2 separate regions of the Homo sapiens genome follow, and region 2 is linked to region 1. A link is an interaction called in ENCODE POLR2A ChIA-PET data of the cell type or tissue named here. Cell type or tissue: PC-9. All regions are shown on one strand. Each heading gives the region's core, and the rest is flanking DNA. Links, peaks and the distances in the headings are about the cores only. Region 1 holds the start of LOC124902763 (a long non-coding RNA gene). Region 2 overlaps SIK3 (SIK family kinase 3).

Evidence for each region. Peaks named below come from ENCODE experiments on the same cell type or tissue, not always from the same donor. Only the 100,000 strongest peaks of a DNase experiment are listed, where the experiment ranks them.
Region 2: POLR2A ChIA-PET joins it to region 1 with 10 read pairs; 11 of 35 experiments call an interaction of 5 or more read pairs at or near these places.

What each region holds. Positions count from the first base shown.
Region 1 is chr11:117,083,921-117,095,583 of GRCh38, forward strand. All of the region lies in intron 1 of SIK3 (SIK family kinase 3), which reads right to left. It overlaps LOC124902763 (a long non-coding RNA gene), which reads right to left and starts at 4,858. Exons shown (of 2, transcript XR_007062899.1): 1 at 1,154-4,858; 2 at 1-1,071. In PC-9, for the core only: no CTCF peak of the experiment used is centred there; DNase peaks (open chromatin) are centred at 6,101 and 6,441; H3K4me3 peaks cover 1,799 bases; H3K27ac peaks cover 3,230 bases.
Region 2 is chr11:116,980,674-116,992,336 of GRCh38, forward strand. All of the region lies in intron 1 of SIK3 (SIK family kinase 3), which reads right to left. Among named protein-coding and RNA genes, the nearest start is that of SIK3, 110 kb to the right of the region's middle. In PC-9, for the core only: no CTCF peak of the experiment used is centred there; DNase peaks (open chromatin) are centred at 4,088 and 6,068; H3K4me3 peaks cover 1,039 bases; H3K27ac peaks cover 3,422 bases.

The DNA of each region.
Region 1 (11,663 bases), core at 1,971-9,970:
TTTTTAATACCACTGACTCATTACCAAATTCAGCTCAGTTCACACAAATTCTAACATAAGTGGACAAAAATACCACCTCGAAGTACACACTATAAATAATAAAAGATTCTATAAAATAACTTGTCCTCAAATTTCTAACAGCTTTGACTTCTTTATCATTTTAAATTAACGCAGAAGCTCTCTTAGCCCACCTTCACTCAACCAACCTGCCAAAATAATCAATGCTTCTCCTTGTCTCAGTAAAGCAACCAATGCCCCCAACATGCAAACTGGCCCCAACTAATAACAGCTGTCTCTTACTCTTATAAGCTTCTGCTGCTCCCATTATTAAGTTTTTTGGTTTTTTTGTGGTTGGTTTGTTTGAGATGGAGTCTCGCTCTGTGGCCCAGGCTGCAGTACAGTGGCAGGATCTTGGCTCACTGCAACCTCTGCCTCCCAGGTTCAAGCAATTCTCCTGCCTCAGACCTCTCGAGTAGCTAGGATTACAGGCATGCACCAACACACCCAGCTAATTTTTGTATTTTTAGTAGAGACAGGGTTTCACCAGGTTGGCCAGGCTGGTCTGGAACTCCTGACCTCAGGTGATCCGCCTGCCTGGGCCTCCCAAAGTGCTGCAATTACAGGCATGAGCCACCGCGCCGGGCCCAGCCTCCCGTTATTAAGTTATATTCTTACCAATAATTAACTGTTTTTTTCCCAAACCTATTTATACCAGTTGCTCATTATTACAGTTATGTAATTTAATTAAATAGAATGTAAACTGATGAAAAATTAAGGAGATACGTTTCTATGAAAACTTCATCAAATGCTTAAAAAGACATAGTAAATTAGACGTGAATGAGATGAGTATAAAAGACTGGGAAGGAGTCATAAAAATCAAGAGGGATGCTGTACTAATATTGCTTCACAAATGCCATTAAATTCATGTTCTGCTTTAAAAAGCAAACAAAACTGGAAATTATAGATAATGAATTATGGGTGTATTTAATGGAAACAAAATTAAGGAACTCCAACTAGGGCACACAAAGAAAAAGCCTTGGCCCTGCATCAACAGGTTAACAAAATATTAACCTATGTTAACAAACATTAATATTTAATATTAACAAAAAACATTAATGTTTGTTAACATAGGTTAAGATATTTTGATATTAACCTATGTGCTAATCAATCTTTCTTTCTTTCTTTTCTCTCTCTTTTCTTTCTTTCCTTTTTAGAGACAGGGTCTCTGTCACACAGGCTGGAATGCAGTGGCGCAACCATAGTTTACTGCACTGTAATCTGGAACTCCTGGGCTCAAGCAATCCTCCCAGCTCAACCTCCCAAGTAGCTAGAACTACAGCCACTTACCACCATCCACCGCTCACTTATTTTTATTTTTTGGTAGAGATGGGGCCTCACTACTACCGTGCTGCTCAGGCTGGTTTTGAACTAGCTAGCCTCAAGCGATCCACCTACCTAGACCTCCCAAAGTGCTGGGATGGCAGGCATGAACCACCATACCCAGCCCTGGGGTTTGGTTTTGTTTGTTTGTTTAAAGAATCTTCATCTATTTAGAGATACATGCCAAAATATCTACCGATGAAATGAAAGGATTCTGGGATATGCTTCAAAATCCAGGAAAAAAGCGGGGAAGTGGGAAAGGTATAAATGCAAGATTGGTCACAAGATGACAACTGTTTAAACTAGGCGACAGGCACATAGGGGTTCATTATATTATTCCCTCTACTTTCATTTATGTTTGAAATTTTCCACAATACATACTTTTTAAAAGAGTAATGCATGAGCCAGGCATGGTGGCTCATGCCTGTAAGCCTAGCACTTTAGGAGACCGAAGCAGGCGAACTGCCTGAGCTCAGGAATTCGAGACCATCCTGGCCAACATGGCGAAACCCCATCTCTACAAAAAATACAAAAATTGGCCGGGCATGGTGGCATGTGCCTATAGTCCCAGCTACTCAGGAGGCAGAGGTTGCAGTGAGCCGAGATCATGCCACTGCACTTCCAGCCTGGGCGACAGAGCAAGACTCCGTCTACATAAAAAAGAAAAACCAAAAAAAGATTAATGCATGAATATATATTTCTGATTTTCCTGCTTTATCAGTTTTTCCCCTCAATTAACTAAGCACATCATAACCAAAACTTACTGTATAGGAGGGCTTCTATTGGAGATAAAAGAAAAGCAGTTACCACCAAATGTCCAAAACACAGATAATTCCACAGTCATAACCCCACAACATACTAAGCACAATATCCTATATGGCCCAATTACCCTTGAAAATCTCTTAACCCATAAAGTACAATGCACACAGCAAATTTAAACATGATAGGACTGCTGCATTACCATATTTATTCATATAACTTTCTCCTTCACAATCTCCTTGACTATCTTTTCACCATTAAAACGAGGGAGGAGCAATTTACAACTTTTATTAATCTCTGAAATTCTCACGCTGGTTTACCAAAAAATAGTTATTTAAAAATCAATGGTAGGCTGGGTGCAGTGGCTCACGCCTATAATCCCAGCACTCTGGGAGGCCGAGGCGAGTGGATCACGAGGTAGGAGTTCAAGACCACCCTGGCCAGCATGGTGAAACCCCGTCTCTACTAAAAATACAAAAAAATTAGCCGGGTGTGGTGGTGGGCGCCCGTAGTCCCAGCTACCTGGGAGGCTGAGGCAGGAGAATCTCTTGAACCCAGGAGGCAGAGGTTGCAGTGAGCAGAGACTGCGCCACTGCACTCCAGCCTGGGTGACAGAGTGAGACTCCGTCTCAAAAAAAAAAAAAGTCAGTGGAGAGGCAAGGTGCAATGGCTCACTCCTGTAATCCCAGCACTTTGGGAGGTCGAGGCAGGTGGATCACAAAGTCAGGAGTTGGAGAGCAGCCTGACTAACACGGTGAAACCCCGTCTCTACTAAAAATACAAAAATTAGCCAGGTGTGGTGGCACGTGCCTGTAATCCTAGCTACTGAGGAGGCTGAGGCAGGGGAATCACTTGAACCGGAGAGGCAGAGGTTGCAGTGAGCCAAGATCACGCCATTGTACTCCAGCCTGGACAACAGAGCGAGACTCCATCTCAAAAAAAAAAAAAAAAAAAATCAATGGTTTGGGTGATCAAGAGTCTGTTTCTCATTAACCTTTCTTCTTCCCTTCAGCAATTTCTCCAGTTTGGGTTTTTGTCCCTTTATCAAAGATCAGGAGAGAATGATGATTTATAAAAAGCAAGTAAAAGGTGAGACTTGGCCGGGTGCGGTGGCTCATGCCTGTAATACCACCACTCTGAGAGGCTGGGGGCGGGGGGTGGATTACTTGAGGTCAGGAGTTCAAGACCAGCCTGGCCAACATGGTGAAACCCATCTCTACTAAAAATACAAAAATTAGCCAGGCGTGGCTATGGGCACCTGTAATCCCAGCTACTAGGGAAGCTGAGGCAAGAGAATCGCTTGAACCCAGGAGGCGGAGGTTGCAGTGAGCCGAGATCGCACCATTGCACTCCAGCCTGGGTGACAGAGCAAGACTCTGCCTCAAAAAAAGGTTAGATTTACACTTGAATTCTTGTCATTCCTCTTCCAGGTTTGGTACAGGGAAAGATGGATTACACAGCTGCTATAACCTTCTCCTGACTTGTACTATATCTATGGGACTAGGTTTAGAGGTGTAGTAGAGACTTAAAAGCCCTACACCCCCAAGCCAACAAAGGCAGATGGGGAGACAGATAAGATAAAGAGAGCCAGTGTGGCTTGCAGTGAGCCAAGCCTGCTCATACACTGCTCAGGAGGTTAATTCTAGTGCAGCCTTTCTGGAAAGCAATGTGGCAATATACATATTAGGTGCCGTACAAGCATGTGTTCCCTTTGGCACGGTAATTTCCCTTTCAACAATATATCCGGAGCAAAAAATCAGAAGTACATCAAAGACTTGTGCACAACAATGGTTATCACAGAAAATTTGTAAAGTGAAAAACTAGAAATAAAATTATAAAAAAGATTCAAAAAATAACAGCAATGTTATGGTAAAGTAAAACTGATGTTGGCCAGGCGTGATGGCTCACACCCGTAATCCCAACACTTCGGGAAGCCAAAGAGGGAGGATCATTTGAGCCCAGGAGTTCAAGACCAGCCTAGCAACATAGCAAGACCCCCATCTCTACTAAAAATAAAATTTTTTAAAATTAGCTGGGCATGGTGGCATGCACCTGTAGTCCCAGGTACTCAGGAGGCTGAAGTAGAAGGATGACTTGAACCTAGGAGGTGGAGGCTGCAGAGAGCCATGATCACATCACTGCACTCCAGCCTTAGGTGACAAAGCGAAACCCTATCTCAAAAATATAAAAACAAAAAACAAAAAACTAAGGGATTTGAATTCAAATTGCAAGACTTACTTTAGATACACTGATCTTCCTAATAGTAAAAGTTTGAGATATGCCAAAAATCAATTACTAGCCCAGAAAAGCTGTGAAATCTCCTTACTCGGAGATTTGTGAGAAAAAGGTAGAAAATTACTTTTCTTTAACATCTTAACTATAGATAGGAAATTCCAATAGTAAAAGTCAAAAGATGTATTAAGGGTATAAAAACAAACTCAGCTCTTATTTTTAATCCTTATATTCATGTACTCAATGAATATCTGCAGACATTGCACGAAACATAAGGAATACAGCAGTGAATAACAGATTAAAATTCCGGCCCCCACAGGGCTTACATTAGATTATCACACTGTGCCATCCTAATGAGCAGTATAAGTTAGGTTAGGTATTTTTCTTTGGTCCTTTTTTATTTGAGAAGTGCTCTGGCTCTGTTGCCCAGGCTGGAGTTCAGTGGTGCGATCATAGCTCACAGAAACCTTGACCTCCTGGGCTCAAGCGATCCTCCCACCTCAGCCTCCTGAGTAGCTGGGACCACAGGCATGCACCACCACACCCCTGGTTATTTTTATTATTATTATTTGCAGAGATAAGGTCTCACTATGTTGCCCAGGCTGGTCTCCAACTCTGGGGCTCAAGTGATCCTCCTGCCTCAGCCTCCCAAAGTGCTGGGATTACAGGCGTGAACCACTGCATCTGGCCAGGTATTTTCTTTTTTTACTTTTAAGTAAAATTATGCTTGGAAATTTCAAGTATGTCAAAGCACTGTCAGAAAATAAACGGCATCTAGCACTTGGACTAATCCAGAGATGCCCTTAATAAATGTTTATAAGAGTAAGAAGCTGGCCGGGCGCGGTGGCTCACGCCTGTAATCCCAGCACTTTGGGAGGCTGAGGCGGGCAGATCACGAGGTCAGGAAATCGAGACCAGCCTGGCTAACACATGGTGAAACGCCGTCTCTACTAAAAATACAAAAAATTAGCTGGGCGTGGCGGCAGGCGCCTGTAGTCCCAACTACTCTGGAGGCTGAGACAGGAGAACGGCGTGAACCCGAGAGGTGGAGCTTGCAGTGAGCCAAGATCGCGCCACTGCACTCCAGCCTGGGCAACAGAGTGAGACTCCGTCTCAAAAAAAAAAAAAAAAGACTAAGAAACTGTGTGACTCAGGTATTGGGGTGGCAAGAAGACTTCATTTCACTGAATGCTCCTTTGTACCTTTTGAATTTTGGGCCATATATCATCCATTTCTATTTCTGATAATTTTGCACGTTTATTGGATGGATGGATGGAATAAAAAATTTCTTCTCCAAAAAATTCCGTCTCAAGAAATGTGGGCAACTAACCTACATTTTCACATTCAATTCTGGGGGGAGCTATGAAAAGTAAAGTATACTGCTGGTAAACATGCGCTGGAGCTGAAACTAGACAGAAATTTGATAATTTTTCAGAACTTCATCAAAACCTAAATTTAGTTTAAAATAACTGGCCGAAAGTATCCAACTGAGTGAGCTCAGCCCACACAGACAAGCTTCAACAGGCAATGAGTCTGCTTCTCTTTCCGTTTCAACTTCTGGGAAATGTGGCTAAGTATTCACAATCTGATTCCTACCTCTTTGAAAAGCCTAAGTCTGAGATAAAATACCATCAGTGTCCAGAGGCTCCTTGTCTACCACGGATCACACACCTGCTAAACACAAATATGTTCCTAACATAACTTACTGATGGCTCATCCAACAGTTCCGTACTCGCTTCCGCAATTCTATTCTGAACAGATCCAAAAGAAGTCTTTCAAGCTAATTCATTCAAGACTGTTGAGACTTCTCAAGGACATTGCCTACGCCATTTATTTAGCAATATTTTATTAGATTAGGATAAAAGCCCATTTGAATGTATATAATTTTCACCCTCTTGATGTTATCAGTCATCCACGGGACTGTATGACTACATTATTATCCCAGAAAGGGACCAAGCTACTCGCTATTAGGAGGAACCAGGGACTCACCTACCTGATAGGTGAGATCATTCATCTGGAGAACAGCCATAGCCCACAGACCAGAAACTAGAACTATATTAAGAAGAATTCCTTCTTGTGTTTACTTAGGATAATGAAAAAAAAAAAAAAGAGGAACCCTTGATATAAATGGTTCTCTTGACCCTCACCTGTGTCATCAAGGTATATATCTAGATGACCAGTTCTCTTAATGAGTTATAAGATGTCACCATCCCTGGAAAGTGTTAGTCATTTAGTAAGTGAGGAGCCCATCTAAGAAACATACCCTCAAAGGTAGATCAGACCAGCCCAGCAGAACAAATGTATAATTACCAATATTCCCTAGGAGTTAGCTAGATATAATGACATGAGAAAACTACGTAAGGCAGACTACTTTTACGGTCATTGCATGCTGTGTTTACTTCTTTCCCTTTTCATTTTCTTCATATCTCAGTCATGCCAAGGGGCATCTGACTAGCAGATTTAAAGGCAAAGCAGTGGACCCATAGGGTACTAAAAGTTAGTGGCAAAGGTGACAGAGTGGTATAATGCCAAAGGACAGGTGAAATACAGGGTTGGAATATTTACTCTTCCTCTCTACTCGGAAATGTTTCCTCTCATCATGACATCTCGCTTTTGGTTTGTCTTATAGAAAGGATAAATATCTTAGACTTTAATTGGTATAGGTGTATCTCGCTTCCCCAGTAAAAAAGCAAGTGCTCAGAAGGCAAGGGCACTGTTTTCTGTGATTAGAGAAGTCAGGGTAGAATTAAGTAGGAGTAGTGATAACTGGATTCTAACTCCAGCTCCCCCACTAACTACCTATAAGACTCCGGGAAAATGGGAGTGAGGAGAGAGATGAGCCATGAATCTAATGGATAATTGGTCTAAATGACTTTAAAAGTCCGTAAAATCCTGAGGTTTTTTTTTTCTTTTTTTTTTTTTTTTTTTTTGAGACGGAGTTTCACTCTTGTTGCCCAGGCTGGAGTGCGACGGCACGATCTCGGCTCACTGCAACCTCTGCCTCCTGGGTTCAAGCAATTCTCCTGCCTCAGCCTCCCAAGTAGCTGGGATTACAGGCATGTACCACCACGCCTGGCTAATTTTTTGTATTTTTAGTAAAAACAGGGTTTCGCCATGTTAGCCAGGCTGGTCTCGAACTCCTGACCTCAGGTGATCCACCTGCCTCAGCCTCCCAAAGTGCTGGAATTACAGGCGTGAGCCACCATGCCAGGCAAAACCTGAGATTATAAATTCTGTTAAGTCTGTCTTTCCAGACTGTGGAGAAGACAGAACTAGAATAGAACCTCTCTAAGGTCTTTTTCATGCCCAATAAATCAACAAATACTTGTTAGTTGATCATGCTTAATTTATGTGCAATTTATGTCAATATTCCTCTACAGTGAGAAAGAATATAAGTTGTTAAAACTGAACTCCTCCCTTGTGCCAAGAAATGCATCAGAAAAGGATTCTTGCTCTTAACCATAAAATAACCAGCATGAGTTGCTGTTTTTCTTTTGGTTTGTTTTCCTGAGACAGGGTTTCACTCTGTCACCCAGGCTGGGATACAATGGTGTGTCCATAGTTCACCACAGCCTCAGACTCCCAGGATCAAGTGATCCTCCCGCCTCCACCTCCCAAGTAGCTGAGGCTACAGGTGCGCACCACCACACCCAGCTAATTTTTAAATTGTTTGTAGAGATGGGATCTCACTATGTTGCCCAGGCTGGTCTTGAACTCCTGGCCTCAAGTGATCCTCCTGCCTCATGCCCCCCCAAAGCACTGGAATTACAGGCATGAGCCACCACATCCAGCCACGTTTTAAAAACATAAATTAGGTGATATTAGTGTTCTGCTTGATACTCTCTGATGTCACCCCCGTGTCACACCCAATTCCATAAAATGGCCATAAGACCCAGATGATCTGGCCCCTCCTACATGTCTGGCCTCATCTTTTCCCATCCTTCCACTTGTTTGCTAAGGTACCATGGCATCATGACCTTGTGTCTAATCTTTGACCAAACCAAACTCACTTCTGCCCCATGGCCTTTGCACATGCCATTCCTTCTGTAAGGAATCTTCTGTCTTCCAAATCTTCCCAGGTTGGCTTTTTCTCATCACTCAGGTCTCAGCTCAAATATCATCATCTTGGAAAGAAAGGTCTTCCCTGACCACTCTATCTGAGGCAGCAGCCCCCCCCAGGGATTCTCTAGTCCGTTTATTTTCTTCCTGGTATTCATTCCTATATGAAATTTTTAATTTTTTTACATGTCCCTTGTCTGTCTCCTTCTACTAGAAAGCTCCAGAAAGGCAGATGCTTTTTGTCTCCCTTGTTCATTGGTGCACTCCAGACCCTAGAATGGAACCTGACAAAAAATTTTCATTCAATAAATGTGTTGAATGAATAAATGATTAAGGGAAAGGTTCCATCTCTATGCAGATGTCTTAGGTGTTGTTTTACAGTTACAGTGGCTCTGGTGAGTAGAAAGCATTTCTTTTTCTTTTCAAAGCATCCATTTTGTTCTCTTTTACGCGATGAACTAGAAAACATTAGCCAGACTGAAGCCTGAAAAATGAAAACAGCACTTCTGGCACAGAAATAACTAGTCTGGGCACCTCTGGCTTGAGCGAGATCTATGACTTTCTAGGGAGCTGGCACCAAAGTCAAAATGTTAAAATAAACATCTTTGATGTAGAAAATGGAATACTGGTATTTTGACTCTGGAGAGACTAGTCTCAATCAGTCTTAGCTCTTTACAAAATTTCAAAAACGTTTAGCAACCCCATCACCACTGTATCAAACTGAACATAATCATCTTTCAATAGTCACTTCTAGATTGTCTAGGGATGGGGCTATCTTCCTCAAATGTATCTAATGTAAATTCTGCTTTCAATTTCTTTTTGACATAATTCTCTCCTACTTACCAAATGAATCTTGTTTTCAGTTTTCTAATGGGTGAAAGCATCATCTCATGTGCTTCGTTAAACTCTTCTTTAGAGGTGAAAATAATGCTTTTAGCCCACTTTGACTTGTTCTCCTCATGGAAATGAGTTTGCACTAAACCACACCGATGTGTCTGGCTAGTCAATATTTGGAAAGGGGTCATAGGGCAAAATGTCTTCTCTGTGTAATATTTAAAGTTAAGAATTCTGACCTTGGCCGTCTAAGGCCTTTGCTTGTGCACGCAAGGGCAAATGTGTCCTTAAGCTTGCAGAAACATTTCTTAAATATTTCACTTAAACCTAATTTAAGTGGACCTCTGGAGAAAAGACTGCACTCAACTCTGTTCCATCATCAACATAACAAAAATTAGTTACACAAAACACACTGAAAATTCAAGGCAGCCCAAAGCAAAAGCCAGTGTTGGTCACAGTTTTCATTAGATAAGTCACATTGCTATTTAAAAAAAAAAAAAAAAGTTTAACTAATGAAAATTTATGTTTTAAAATGCTGATTTCATGAGATTAGCCAGCCTGTACCCTATACAAATTAAATCCAACTATCTCAAAGTGGCACCTGCAATAGTAGCAAACTTTTTTTTTACCAGGAAAGTCTATCGTCAGGATGGCATCTACCTACACAAAACTAATGGCATATACATTCATGAATCGTGCCCAAGGGGTGAGAAGCAAAAAAAGGAGGACTATTATTATGTCCATAATATTATTATGTTACTAAAACATCTGATAACGATGATGATGATGGTAATATTTACGTCATGCTATTAGGGCACCATGCTGCTCTAAGAGCTTTACATACACTATCTTCTTTAATCTTCATAACACCTAAACTTGTGAGGTAAGTACTACTGTCATCCCACTTTACAGATGAGGAAACCCAAGCACACAGAAGTTAAATAACTTCTCACAGCCTAAAAATATCCAACTATTAAGCAGCAAAAGATTCAAACTCAGGTTGCTTTATCCAAAGCTGGAACTCTTACCACAAACCAATAACAGGCAAGTGATATATATTTGTTGAAATATAGTTTAAACGTATTTGGCCAAAGGCTTTTATAGTCATGCATACTTTAAAAAATGCATATGGGCCAAGCATTTGGGTTACAGACTCATGCCTGTAATCCCAGCACTTTGGGAGGCTGAAGCAGGAGGATCACTTGAGTCCAGAAGTTCAAGACCAGCCTGGGCAACATAATGAGACCCCCATCTCTACAAAAAAAATTTAAAAATTAACCTGGTGTGGTGGTATAAGCCTGTAGTCCCAGCTACTTAGGAAGCTGAGGCAGGAGGATCTCTTGAGCCTGGGAGTTGGAGGTTACAGTGAACTCTGGCAGTGTCACTGCACTCTAGCCTGGGTGACAGAGTAAGACCCTGCCCCAATATTTTAAAAAAGGAAAAAAAATGCATACAAAATCTATCTACTCTTTGTTCCCAATCATCCAACTAGTGAAGGTATAATTAGGCACAGGCAACAGACTACCTGCAATTTGAGAGCAGAAAACATTCTTTTTTAAAAATATCTGTAATACTTTATAGTTTCCTACCAAAAAAAAAAACAGAGCCAGAGAACCTCAGGCTAAGTAAGGCTCTTCCAAAGAAAAGGAAATCAAAGCAGGTAGGACAAAGACAGCCAGGGTGAGCTACTAACCAAAGTATGTCACAGCTGAACATTCTCTCCTGGTAACTGTTCTGCAGTGCCGCTCTAAGCACTGCAGTGCTGCCAATATGAAGTCTGAGCTCATGAATGCCGTGCTGCAAAAGTAACCAACAACCAAATAGGAAAAGCTTCACTTTTCTCTACTGATTTTATTCATCCCAGGATCCCACTCTAGACGGTTTGAGAGTTAACAGAATTTGGGAAAGGGCCAGCTTAACCACGCAGTATTGGATGGAGTGCAGTATCCTACTCAATAAATGAGGTTTACTTTAGTCTCTTAGTTCTTGGAATGGGTCATGTGTGTTTAAAAAAAAAAAAAAAAAAAAAAAGGAGGGGGATCATAATTATTTCTAATGTTCAGAAAATACCTATTACCTAACCTCCTTCAGCCAACACAAGTATCATCTGAATTACCTCTGTCTGACTGTTATATATGGTTATAAGAAAACCCAGACCATTTCCTACAAGGGGAAAAAAAAATCACACACCTCTAAAAGACAAAACAACAAATGACACATTCTGGAGACAGATGGGGGAAAAAAATAACTCTCTGTTTCCAAATGACCCCTCTGCAGAAGTAAGATAAAGGCTGCAGTGCATGGGGAGAAAAAAAATCAACCTGAGTTAACTGAAGCAGCAGCTTCGGCAACTTCTAGTACCTATGCACCTTCACCATTGTTATATAACCAAACCATAA
Region 2 (11,663 bases), core at 1,881-9,880, 100 kb before region 1:
AAAACCCTGTCTCTACTAAAAATAAAAAACTTGCTGAGTATAGTGGTGCCTGCCTGTATTCCTAGCTACTAGGGAGACTGAGGTGGGAGGATCACTTGAACCTAGGAGGCGGAGGCTGCAGTGAGCTGAGATCATGCCACTGCATTCCAGCTGGGCAACAGAGCAAGACCCTGTCTCGAAAAAAAAAAAGAAATAAAGAAAGAAAAATTACAATCAGATCATCATCATAAGTCTGGGGGCATCTGCATGTTTTTTATTTCTAGAAGTTCTACAGAGACTGAGTTCTTCTTCCATATTTTCCTCATCAGTTTTAAGAGTCTCCTCATCATATTTTTAACCTCCTCCTTTATTTCTTTAAACATCTGTAGGCTTTATAAGACTGATGGTTACCACCGATGTTTAGTTACCTGTCAATCGATGCATATCAAACCACTCCAAAATTTAGTGGATCAAAATAACAATAATTACTTATTTTGCTCACAAATTAGTAATCTGTTCAGGGCTTAGAGAGAAGAGCTTGCCTCTGCTCCACATGGCATCACCCAGGGCAGCTTGATAGAGAACTGAAGGATCCACTTGCAGGATCGCTTACTTAAAAAGATGGCAAGTCAGTACTGACCATCAGCTGGAAGCCTATAGCTGGTGCCACTGGCCTGAGACCTCAGTTCCTTTCCACATGGATCTCTCCATGGGCTTCTTCAGAGTATGCTGATGGGTTCCAAGAATGAGCATCCCAAGAGAATAAAGAAATGTGTGGTATTTTTATGACTTAGCCTCAGAAATGAAATAATATCACTTCTGTCATATTCTTTTGGTCAAAGCAGTCACAAAGGACTGCCCAGCTTCAACAGAAAAAGATTCTACTTCTTGATAGTACAATAGTGAGGTTCTAGAAGAGCAGGAGTCAGGAAATACTGTTTCCATATCTGGAAAATAGAATCTGCCCCATCTGACTCAAAATAACCAACTCATAGTTGCTTATTTTCTTACGCAAACTCACATTTCTTGCAACTTCCTCTATTAAAAGTCTTTAAGGCCTGACTAGAAAGTGTGTTTTCGCCAGGCGTGGTAGCTCATGCCTATAATCCCAGCACTTTGGGAGGCCGGGGCAGGAGGACTGCTTGAGCCTAGGAGTTCAACACTAGCCTGGGCAACATAGCAAGACCCTGTCTCTAAAATTAATTAATTAATTTAAAAGAGATATGAATTTGATTCTCCCAGACACTGGGAACCATAACCAAATAGGAATACTTTCAACTAAGTTTTCAGTTTAGAGATTTTCAGTCCTCACAGGTAGTATAAAATCTGACTGCAAATCTTTGAGTATGGGCGTCTGCTTAGGCAATCACATGGGAGGCTTCTTTCCCCTCTCCAACCAGATCCAAGACAGTAAGAGGCAAGTCTCTGCATGCAGGACATCTTGGACATCTTTTTTCTACTCATGCACTGAAGACTTGCACCCTCCAGGGTCCCAGTTCCATCTGGGACAGTCTCCAGTAGGACCTTCCACTATGCTTAGGTACTACTTGTCTCTTGTCCCTCCACTTTCCTCTAATCCTACAAGAAACCCTCAGAACCACCACCACCTTCAGGGCTTCCTCTGCCTTATGAAATGATGCTTTTTTTTTTTTTTCAGACGGAGTCTCACTCTGTCACCCGGGCTGGAGTGCAGTGGGGCAATCTCAGTTCACTGCAACCTCCACCTCCTGGGTTCAAGCAATCCTCCTGCCTCAGCCTCCCGAGTAGCTGGGATTACAGGCGCCTACCACTACGCCCAGCTAATTGTTTGTATTTTTAGTGGAGACAGGGTTTCACCATGTTGGCCAGGCTGGTCTTGAACTCCTGACCTCGTGATTTGCCCACCTCGGCTTCCCAAAGTGCTGGGATTACAGGCGTGCGCCACTATGCCCGGCCTCAATTATTTTTCTTACACTAGTTCCAGAACGTTATATGTATATTATATGTGCTCATACATTTTTACCTTTCCTAGCCTCATTTAAAAATGTTCCAGCTGGCTCACACCTGTAATCCCAGCACTTTGGGAGGTTGAGGCGGGCAGATCACAAGGTCAAGACATCAAGGCCAACATGGTGAAAACCATCTCTATTAAAAATGCAAAAATTAGCTGAGCATGGTGGCACACACCTGTAGTCCCAGTTACTCAGGAGGTTGAAGCAGGATAATCGCTTGAACCCAGGAGGCGGAGGTGGCAGTGAGCTCAGATCACACCACTGCACTCCAGCCTGGGTGACGGTACGAGACTCCGTCTCAAAAAAAAAAAAAAAAAAAAAAAAAATTTCTGACCCGAGGGGATTTCTCTGAATATCTAATCTACTATATTACTGAAAAAGGAATTACTCATCATTCATCTTATTTCATTTCTTAAAAATTGAAATATAAAAAATTAGCCGGGCGTGGTGGCAGGCACCTGTAGTCCCAGCTACTCGGGAGGCTGAGGCAGGAGAATGGCATAAACCCGGGAGGCGGAGCTTGCAGTGAGCCAAGATTCGGCCACTGCACACCAGCCTGGGCGACAGAGCGAGACTCTGTCTCAAAAAAAAAAAAAAAAATTGATCGGCCAGGCATGGTAGCTCACACCTGTAATCCCAGCACTTTGGAAGGCTGAGGTGGATGGATCACTTGAGGTCAGGAGTTCGAGACAAGCCTGGACAACATGCCAAACCCATCTCTACTAAAAATACAAAAATTAGCCAGGCATGTTGGAGGGCGCCTGTAATCCCAGCTACTCGGGAAACTGAGGCAAGAGAATCGCTTGAACCCAGGAGGCAGAAGTTGCAGTGAGCCGAGATTGTGCCACTGCACTCCAGCCTGGGCGACACAGCAAGACTATCTCAAAAAAAAAAATTGGTCAATAATTTCAAGAATACATCTGTATTTTAATAAGGCAGCTATGTAAAATATATCAGTTGAATGAAAATGCTCTGGAAAATGTTCTTAACATACTTCCTATAAAGCAAATCCGAGGGAATTTAAACTTATTAGAGGTGCTAACTTCTGCCCCGATACTTCACATGTTTTAAACACTATTGGGAGCTGTGCCCCTGTATCTACTGTAAACATGGTCTAGAACTGAACCACAACTGAAGAAAAGCAAAGCAAAGGAAGGCCGGGCATGAGGGCTCACACCTGTAATCCCAGCACTTTGGGAGGCCAAGGTGGGAGAACTGCTTGACCAGCCTGGGCAACATGCGAAATCCCATCTAAAAATTAGCCAGGTGTGGTGGCACACGCCTGTAGTCCCAGCTACTTGGGTGGCTGAGGCAGGAGGAGCACTTGAGTCCAGGCGGCTGGGGCTGCAGTGAGTCATGATCATGCCACTGCACTCCAGCCTGGGTGACAGAGCAAGACCCTGACTCAAAAAAAAAAAAAAAAAAAAAATTAAACCATGGTAGCATTCAAGGTTCAAAAGAAGCAGCAGCGGTTTGTGGGGGAAAAGGGATCTGTAAACCACTGGGATAAGAACTTTTAAATGTTAGATCTCCCCACCACACTGAAAGTGATGGCTACAAATTACCATATTCCCAAAAAGATGACAGCCAAACTCATATATCCCAGAAGAGAAATAGCTATTTTGGCTATTAGTAGGCACTGGCAGTAGGCTTAACAAGTCACTGAACAAACCATTTATTGTTATTCATCTTGAGCAATATGACCTTTTAGCTCAGCCTACTAAACGTCACAGTGGTCCATAAGGGGAAAGGCTACATGGATGCAAATTCCTCAATGCAATTTACCCTATAAGCAGCATGCGTTTCCAGATTCTTCATCCTACTTCACTTCGCTCCCCTCTGGGTCATAATAGAACTTAGCAGATGTCAGAATTTGCTATGAATAAACTCTGGAGCCCAGATACGAAAGCTCAGCAAAGTATGCATTTGGTGCTGGCAAAAATGGTTGTTTCGTGTACTGATTTGGATTTGCTAACTTAGAATATCTACGGTTTCAAAAACGTGGCTAAGATTGATTGTTGAGTTTTTTTATAAGTTGGAAAAAAAGCAACACACACACACACCACAGACACCCCAAGACAGGCCTACAAGTCTTCTGAGATCATCCTTCTCTCCATACCAACAAAATACCAAGGCCATTACGCAATTTGTGGTTTCTTCTCATAACTGAAGAAATTAATAGCTTTTGGATACAAAACTTAGATAGCTTTACCCTGAGATATTTTCCTAGCCTTGGATCTCTGTGTATAGAGTCCAGAAGCACCAGTTACCGCACTCCCAAATAGGGACCTACAAAAGGTTCTTTCAGTCACTGGCAAACTTTCTTCATAGCGAAACTTCAAAAATGTCTTTTGGAAAAGTTTTCTATGTGTGAAAAGAGTCTGCAGCAAATCCCTGTTATATAATGGTTTATATTACCAAGCTAGTGGTATTCATCTATTTTGTGTTTTATCTCATGTTTATTGGTAGTTGTTTTCCTAATGTTAAAATCAAAGTGTTAGGCAACATAGCAAGACAGACAATAGGGCATGGAGAATTCATTTAGCCTAATGAGATGTTACCAAGTTTAAAGAGTCAAACCTAGAAGAGGGAACTGTGCAGCTCCAATTATAAGTGATCTGACATACACAGATTTGGGAGGCAAAGTTACATTCTCTATGATGCTGGCTGTGGGTTTGTCAAAAAAACAAAAAAAGTTACATTCTCCAGTTTTAGGCAATGCAAGTCTAATCTACAGCACAGTTATGAGGTTTCCCATCTGAATAACAAGAATATTTATATAAATTCATTACAGCCTAGAAATTAGTTAATCTTACTAGTTGAGTTTGCGCTTGTAAATTAGCACTATGCTTACTTATCCATCTAGACATCAAAATGCTAGTCAGTGTAGAGGTACAGTATAATTCAATCTGTTTTGGTCTGCTTTATGTCAAACTGTTTTGGCCTCCATTTGTATCTTTGGAAATAACCTTCATGTATGTCAAATAAAAACAAACAAATAAGAAAACTTAAGCTTGCATGTATGATACTAAGAAAACTGGGTTTTTCTTTTTCTAAATTTCAATTTATTTAGGGCAATAATGAACACGAATCAAGAGAAGCCATTGTTTAGGGAAAATAAACACTTTGTAATATAGTCTTCTAGTACAGATTAGAAGTACAACTAATAACTGTTCAATAAATAGAATAATTACAAACAAAAAGGTCCTCATTTTTCCCTACATAGAAATTGAAGAATTTACTGACATGAACCTCAATCCAGTTATTTCAGATGCGGGCTATTGGAAGAAAATCAATTTATAATTTCAGATACCTCTATTAAGGTCACACAACCAGATCTGGGTTTCTACTGGGCTGTGGTAACTCACTTTATTTAGTGAAATGACCCATCAAGGGCATCAATCATTCTGGTGGCAAAAAAAAGTCAACATAATTGTGATATTTTAGACATATAGCGTTTACTTCAGCCCACTCTTCCTCCTTTCTCTGAAGAACAATTTCTAAAAATTATACTCTAAACTTCTGGTTTGTAGTGTCAGGCAGACACTCCCAATGCCATTAACAGTGCAGAAAAAGGAAAGAACACCTGGGCTTGGGGCAGCAGAGTGACACTGGCATCCTAACTCTGCAACTTAGTCTCTTACCTGTAATAACAACTACTTTAATAAGGTTGCTATAAAGATTACAACATAAAATGTAGCTGGCATAGAACAGATAACTAGTCATTATTAGCTGTTCTTGTTGTTGTTATTATTACCACTAATACTGTTAGTATTATTCTACTTTCCCTGATGAGTCTCTATCCCATTTCCTGGTAATTGCAAACATCTGTCACTTTATTTAAACCTCCTAACCAACCTGAGCCCCCTAACTTTCAACAGATGACTTAGCTTTGAGCTTAACAGAGAAAACAGACAAGAACTTCCTTTATGTATCTATACATTGTCATGCACCCAATCTTTCCTTTACTCTTTCTTCCCAGAAGCAGGTCTTTCCTCTAACCTCAGGCATGTAATAAGTACCAAGTAAGTGTTAGTCACTAGCTATTGTCATCATCCTCAAACACAAGGAATAGCAATTTCCAAACTGCATTACAGAAGACTGACTGATACTCTAATTTCGGGGTTGGCAACTACCAACACTCATGGATCATGAAGAGTGGCTACCAGTTTTACTGGATTACTCTCCTCTTCATGTTCAACATCCATTTAGCTGTCATAAAGAAGGTCAAGTTCTCAAGACAAAAATGAAAAAGCTAAACAAATACTGGCTCAAACTCATAGAAACAGAAAGCAGAATGGTGGTGCCAGAGGCTGGAGGGAAGGGGAAATGAGGAGTTGTTACTTAATGGGTACAGAGTTTCAGTTTTGCAAGATGAAAAGAGTCCTGGAGATTGATTGCACAACTATACAAGTGTACTTAACACTAGTGAACCGTACACTTAAAAATGGTTACAATGCTAAGTTTTATATTATGTGCATTTTACCACAAAACAAACAAACAAATTGGTACTAGCTCAGTGACACTCCAATATGACCCCTCACCAACCTCTGCCCTAACTTCATTTTCTGGAACTCTATTCAAATTAGGGTTAAAACTTGCCATTTCAATTTGTTCAAACAAATTCCTGGCCAGCATCTAAGAGAAATGTGTGTATTGTATGTCTTCATAAAAGATTAAAAAAAAAAAAAAAAACACAGAGAGCCTGTTTCTAAGGTATATTTTGGGGGTTAGGATTGAATAGATGTTCTGAGAGATAATGAGTACAACATCTACCTCCTTCAATCCAGCAGAAATAAATACAAAAATAACTCTTCAAGAGTACTACTCAAACTGCCAGTATTCTGACATCAGTAAACAAGATCCTTGGGGCAGAGGTATGGAAAAGAATAAACAGGTACTAGGAGAATGCCCTCTTAACACAACCTGCTTTCATGGAACTCACCACATGAAATCCATGTGGTAGGAAAAAATTTACTTGAGATGCAAATATTTATAAAAACTACGCTTTAGATAAAGACCATCTATTTTTAGGAGAGAAAATATGCAATAAAACTAGCACAGCAACAAACTAAAACACAGGGGGAGGAGGTAGTAGTAAACCACGTCCACCAGAATAAGAAACTATACTTTTGACTGTATTTTTAAACTGAAATATTCACTCTTTACCTCAAACTGTTGAAGAATCATTATGCAGAGAACACGGTAAGTTGAAACACATGCAAATACATGTGAACAAAGCTGTTTGGTTGTATTCACAGAACTTATGTGTGGTTTGGATGGTACAACTAGCACTAACTTCATGAGGTATGTAAAGGACGTTACCTCGACACAGCACCACGTACTGTGAGAAGTAGAAAGATCTTTGGAAATTTCTTATTCTAACCTAACCCCTTTGTTTCACAGATGATGAAACTAAAGCAAAGAGGGAGCAAGCAAAGCCTAAGTACAAAATAAAGAGATCCTGGTGCAGAAAAATGCAGTAACGCCTGTAATCTCAGCACTTTGGGAGGCCAAGGCAGGTGGATCACAAGGAGATTGAGACCATCCTGGCTAACACCATGAAACCCCGTCTCTACTAAAACTACAAAAAATTAGCCGGCACGGTGGCAGGCGCCTGTAGTCCCAGCTACTAGGGAGGCTAAGGCAGGAGAATGGCGTGAACCCGGGAGGCGGAGCTTGCAGTGAGCCGAGATGGCGCCACTGCACTCCAGCCCGGGCAACAGAGCGAGACTCTGACTCAAAAAAAAAGAAAAAAAGAAAAATGAAGTAACTTTCTAATGATAATTTTTAAAAGAACACATTCAGAATAGCCACAAAGTATCAGAAGAAACATTATAAGAGAAAAAACATTGGCCCAGCCAGTGGTGCTCACACCTATAATCCCAGCACTTTGGGATGCCGAGGCAGGTGAATTGCTTGAGCTCAGGAGTTTGAGACCAGCCTAGGCAACACAGCAAGACCCCATCTCTACAATAATAATAATTTAAAAATTAAAAAATTAGCCAAGCATATTAATGTGCACCTGTGGTCCCAGCTACTTGGGAGGCTGAGGTGGAAGGATTGCTTGAGTCTTTGGGGTTGAGCCTTCAGTGAGCCATGATCATGCCACTGCACTCCAGCCTAGGTAACAAAGCAAGACTCTTTCTCAATAAATAAATAATATATATATTACATATATATGTATAAATATAAATGTGTGAGAGTTTTATGGAGAGGAGTACAAAACTTCACTGAAAAATCTAAAAGAAGACAACATATGCCCTGTACATCAATGAACCTAAATACTGGAAGAAAAAACAAAACAAAACAAAAAAAAACCCTCAAGTCTCCCTTTCTGTCCCTACATAATCCACACTCTAGTCTGTCTCCCAAATAAGACTACAATAAGTAAAGGAGTATTCTCCTGTATTTGGTGGTAATAATGGCAAGAGAACACAGATGGAAAAAAACATGAGGATAAACCAGGAAAACATGTCTTACCCAAGCAGTTTAAACTTTAAATGCAGCTTTCTAGTCTATGATGCCCAGCCAGCAGCACCTTTCCTTCCACTTTTTTTTTTCCCCGCATGTTCGAATGTCTCTCAGATGATATGTGTTTCCAAGCAGTTCTCTATTCGCTTTTTAAATCAGTAAGGTCTTTTAAAATGCAAAGTCAACTTTGGAAACAATGTGGGCCAGCCAGAAACTAATTTAACATTGTAACTTTATAGCTCACCATACACTTATTTAAGGTCTGCACAACCTTGCAATTTAGTACTCTGCCACTCTGCCTCTTGAAAATAAGCAAAATGTTGCTGGCTCAACACAATAGAAACTATCGTTCTAAATCCCAAGAGCAAACAAGTAGAACCAGGTCAGTCCTCTGAGACCTCCAGTACCAAAAAGATACAGTATCAGTAAAATCCTAATAAAAATTATAAATTGAAACTAAAGGCAACCCAAGTTTTTTTTTTTCAATTAGTATACTAGAAGTAAAGAAGGGATTGGAAAAATTAAAATGAAAAATTAGACTTGACTGTGAGTTCCTATTACTGTGAGTAGTTACTGTGAATACCCTGACTGGGAGTTCCTATGACTTCCCACTACTGTGGACTTCCAAATTAAAAATATCAGGCAGATTTTGACACATGAAGTAAGATGTGGTTGGGCAATTAACAAGAGTAAATTTTTAAGTTAAGCAGATAGTTTCTGAAAGTTTAACTTGAAAAGGTAACTAAAAACACACATAGGATTTTAGGTTCAAACACTACTACAAACTGGGAAGTAAAAGCAATTGAAATTTCAAGTCTAATAGAACAATTTCTGTGTCTCAATCTTTTATTATATAGGATCCAAGGCAGCTGAAATTTAAATTTCAGTCTGAAAACAGTGGCAAAAGACCTTTTCTTCTCACTCAGAAAAAAATAAGCTTGGAACAGTAGACCTTCTGTGAGAAGGCAGCAGGCCATTCTGTATTTCAGCGGGGTCGTCATATAAAGAAAAGGCTATGACTGAACACATGAACTATGCAACTTCTTGGCAGCAATACATGTACTTACCAATACCAATCACTGTTGTGATCCCGCCTAGCCAACTACCAGCAAGTCTGCACTAAGTCTACAATTCAAAGGTGAGAACTTTCCTGAATAAAACCACTGTGGAGGCCAAGAGTGTCTAGACCTGAGGAGGAGTAGACCTGCCAACATCAGAGCACTCCCCAGTTCAAAGAATGAACTTCTTTTTCCCTTTGAGAGATAGAGATAATGCTGTGAATGGGGCCAAAGGTCAGGAGGCTTACCAAAACTGGGTATAACCTACATACATTAACGAGTCAAGCAACAAATCTGAACTCAGAATACGTGGTCTAATACCTTAGTATAACAGTGCAAATTACTTTATTGGCAGTATATTGAAAGTAAATTTTTTAAAAAAAGAAAACATTAATAGGCCACTACTCACTCGATCACTCTTCCCAGACACAAGTATCTCCAACCAGACAGCAATAACTTCCACATTCGTACCTCCAGGCTTCGTATTTCCAACAGCCACCTCCACAGTATTACCTTTGTGTCCTTGGGTACCTTAAACTCAACCCATCTACAACTAAACTGATTATATTTTCTTCTCCTACCAAACCTCCTCTTCCACACTGAATTCCCTTGTCACCTAAAAGCACTGTTTGGACAAACCAATAACTTCCTAATTAATCTACTTAACAAGGTCTCCTCCCCTCCACCTCCCAAAATCATTAATCCTTCACATTCCATTAATTTTCTTCTACAATGAAAGCTGTTACCACAAAATAATCACTACTATTTTTCAGCTACATTTACAGTGTGTCAAGAGCTGTGCTTTACATATTATCCCGTTCAATCAAATCCTCACAACAGTTCTTTCAGGTAGGCATTATTATGCTTGTTTTACAAATGAATTAAACCAAAGTTTAAGGCTCATCCAAGGTCAGAGAGAGAGCTGGTTAGTGGGAGACTAAGGATTTAATATCAGGCACTCTTTTAACCAATATAAAAGTAACCTGCCTTGGCTGGTCATGGTGGCTCATGCCTGTAACCCCAGCACTTTGGGAGGCCAAGGTGGGCGGATCCAAGGTGGCCAGGAGTTTGAGACCAGCTGGCCAACATGGCAAAACCCCGTCTCTATCAAAAATACAAAAATTAACCAGGCATGGTGGCACACGCCCGTAATCTCACCTACAAGGGAGGCTGAGGCATGAGAATCACTTGAACCCGGGAGGCGAAGGTTGCAGTGAGTCGAGATCATGCCACTGCGCTCCAGTATGGGCAATAGAGCAAGGCGCTGTCTCAAAACAAACAAAAACCCCTGCCTCATTAGAGAATGCTTTCTAAAAATTGAGGGAAGGGAGAGAAACAGGTATAATTTGAACACTCTAATAACTAAGTTACAAATTCATTATTTAACATATAGTTTCAGTCAAGAAGTACAAATAATTCTATACTATTAGAGATACTCTCAAAATACTGATCTGATCTAAAAGGTCTAACCAACCTATTACTTAAATGATAAAGTAAGTGAAACTATTTCACAATCGGCCTTCAACCTATCTTTCAACTAGATTTTCCAATATTCCCAGCCACTTTCCCCTCCTATCCCCATACTTTTTGGTACAAACCACTATACACAGCTAGTAAGGCCCATTCAATCTCCTATCACCAGGTCTATGGCAAATTTTTTCAATGCAGCCTTCTCTGACATCTTCAGGCAAAATTAACTCCTCCTTCCTCTTGCTTTTATGGCAGGTTTTTCATTTCTAACTCATAGCATACATATCTATATACATATACACCCATACACGTATATCACTAAATTTATTACAGACACCAAAAAAGGGGGTAAATCTTGTCTTTCTACGTATTTAGACATACATACAAAAAACTCGTGGCCGGGCATGGTGGCTCATACCTGGAATCTCAGCACTTTCGGAGGCCAAAGCGGGCAGAACACTTGAGGTCAGGAGTTCGAGACCAGCTTGGCCAACATGGTGAAACCTCATTTTTACTAAAAATACAAAAAATTAGCCAGGCGTGGTGGTGGGCGCCTATAATCCCAGCTACTCAGGAGGCTGAGGCAAGAGAATTGCTTGAACCCAGGAGGTGGAGGCTGCAGTGAGCTAAGATCCTACCAATGCACTCCAGCCTGGGCAACAGAGCAAGACCCCCCCCCCCAAAAAAAAAC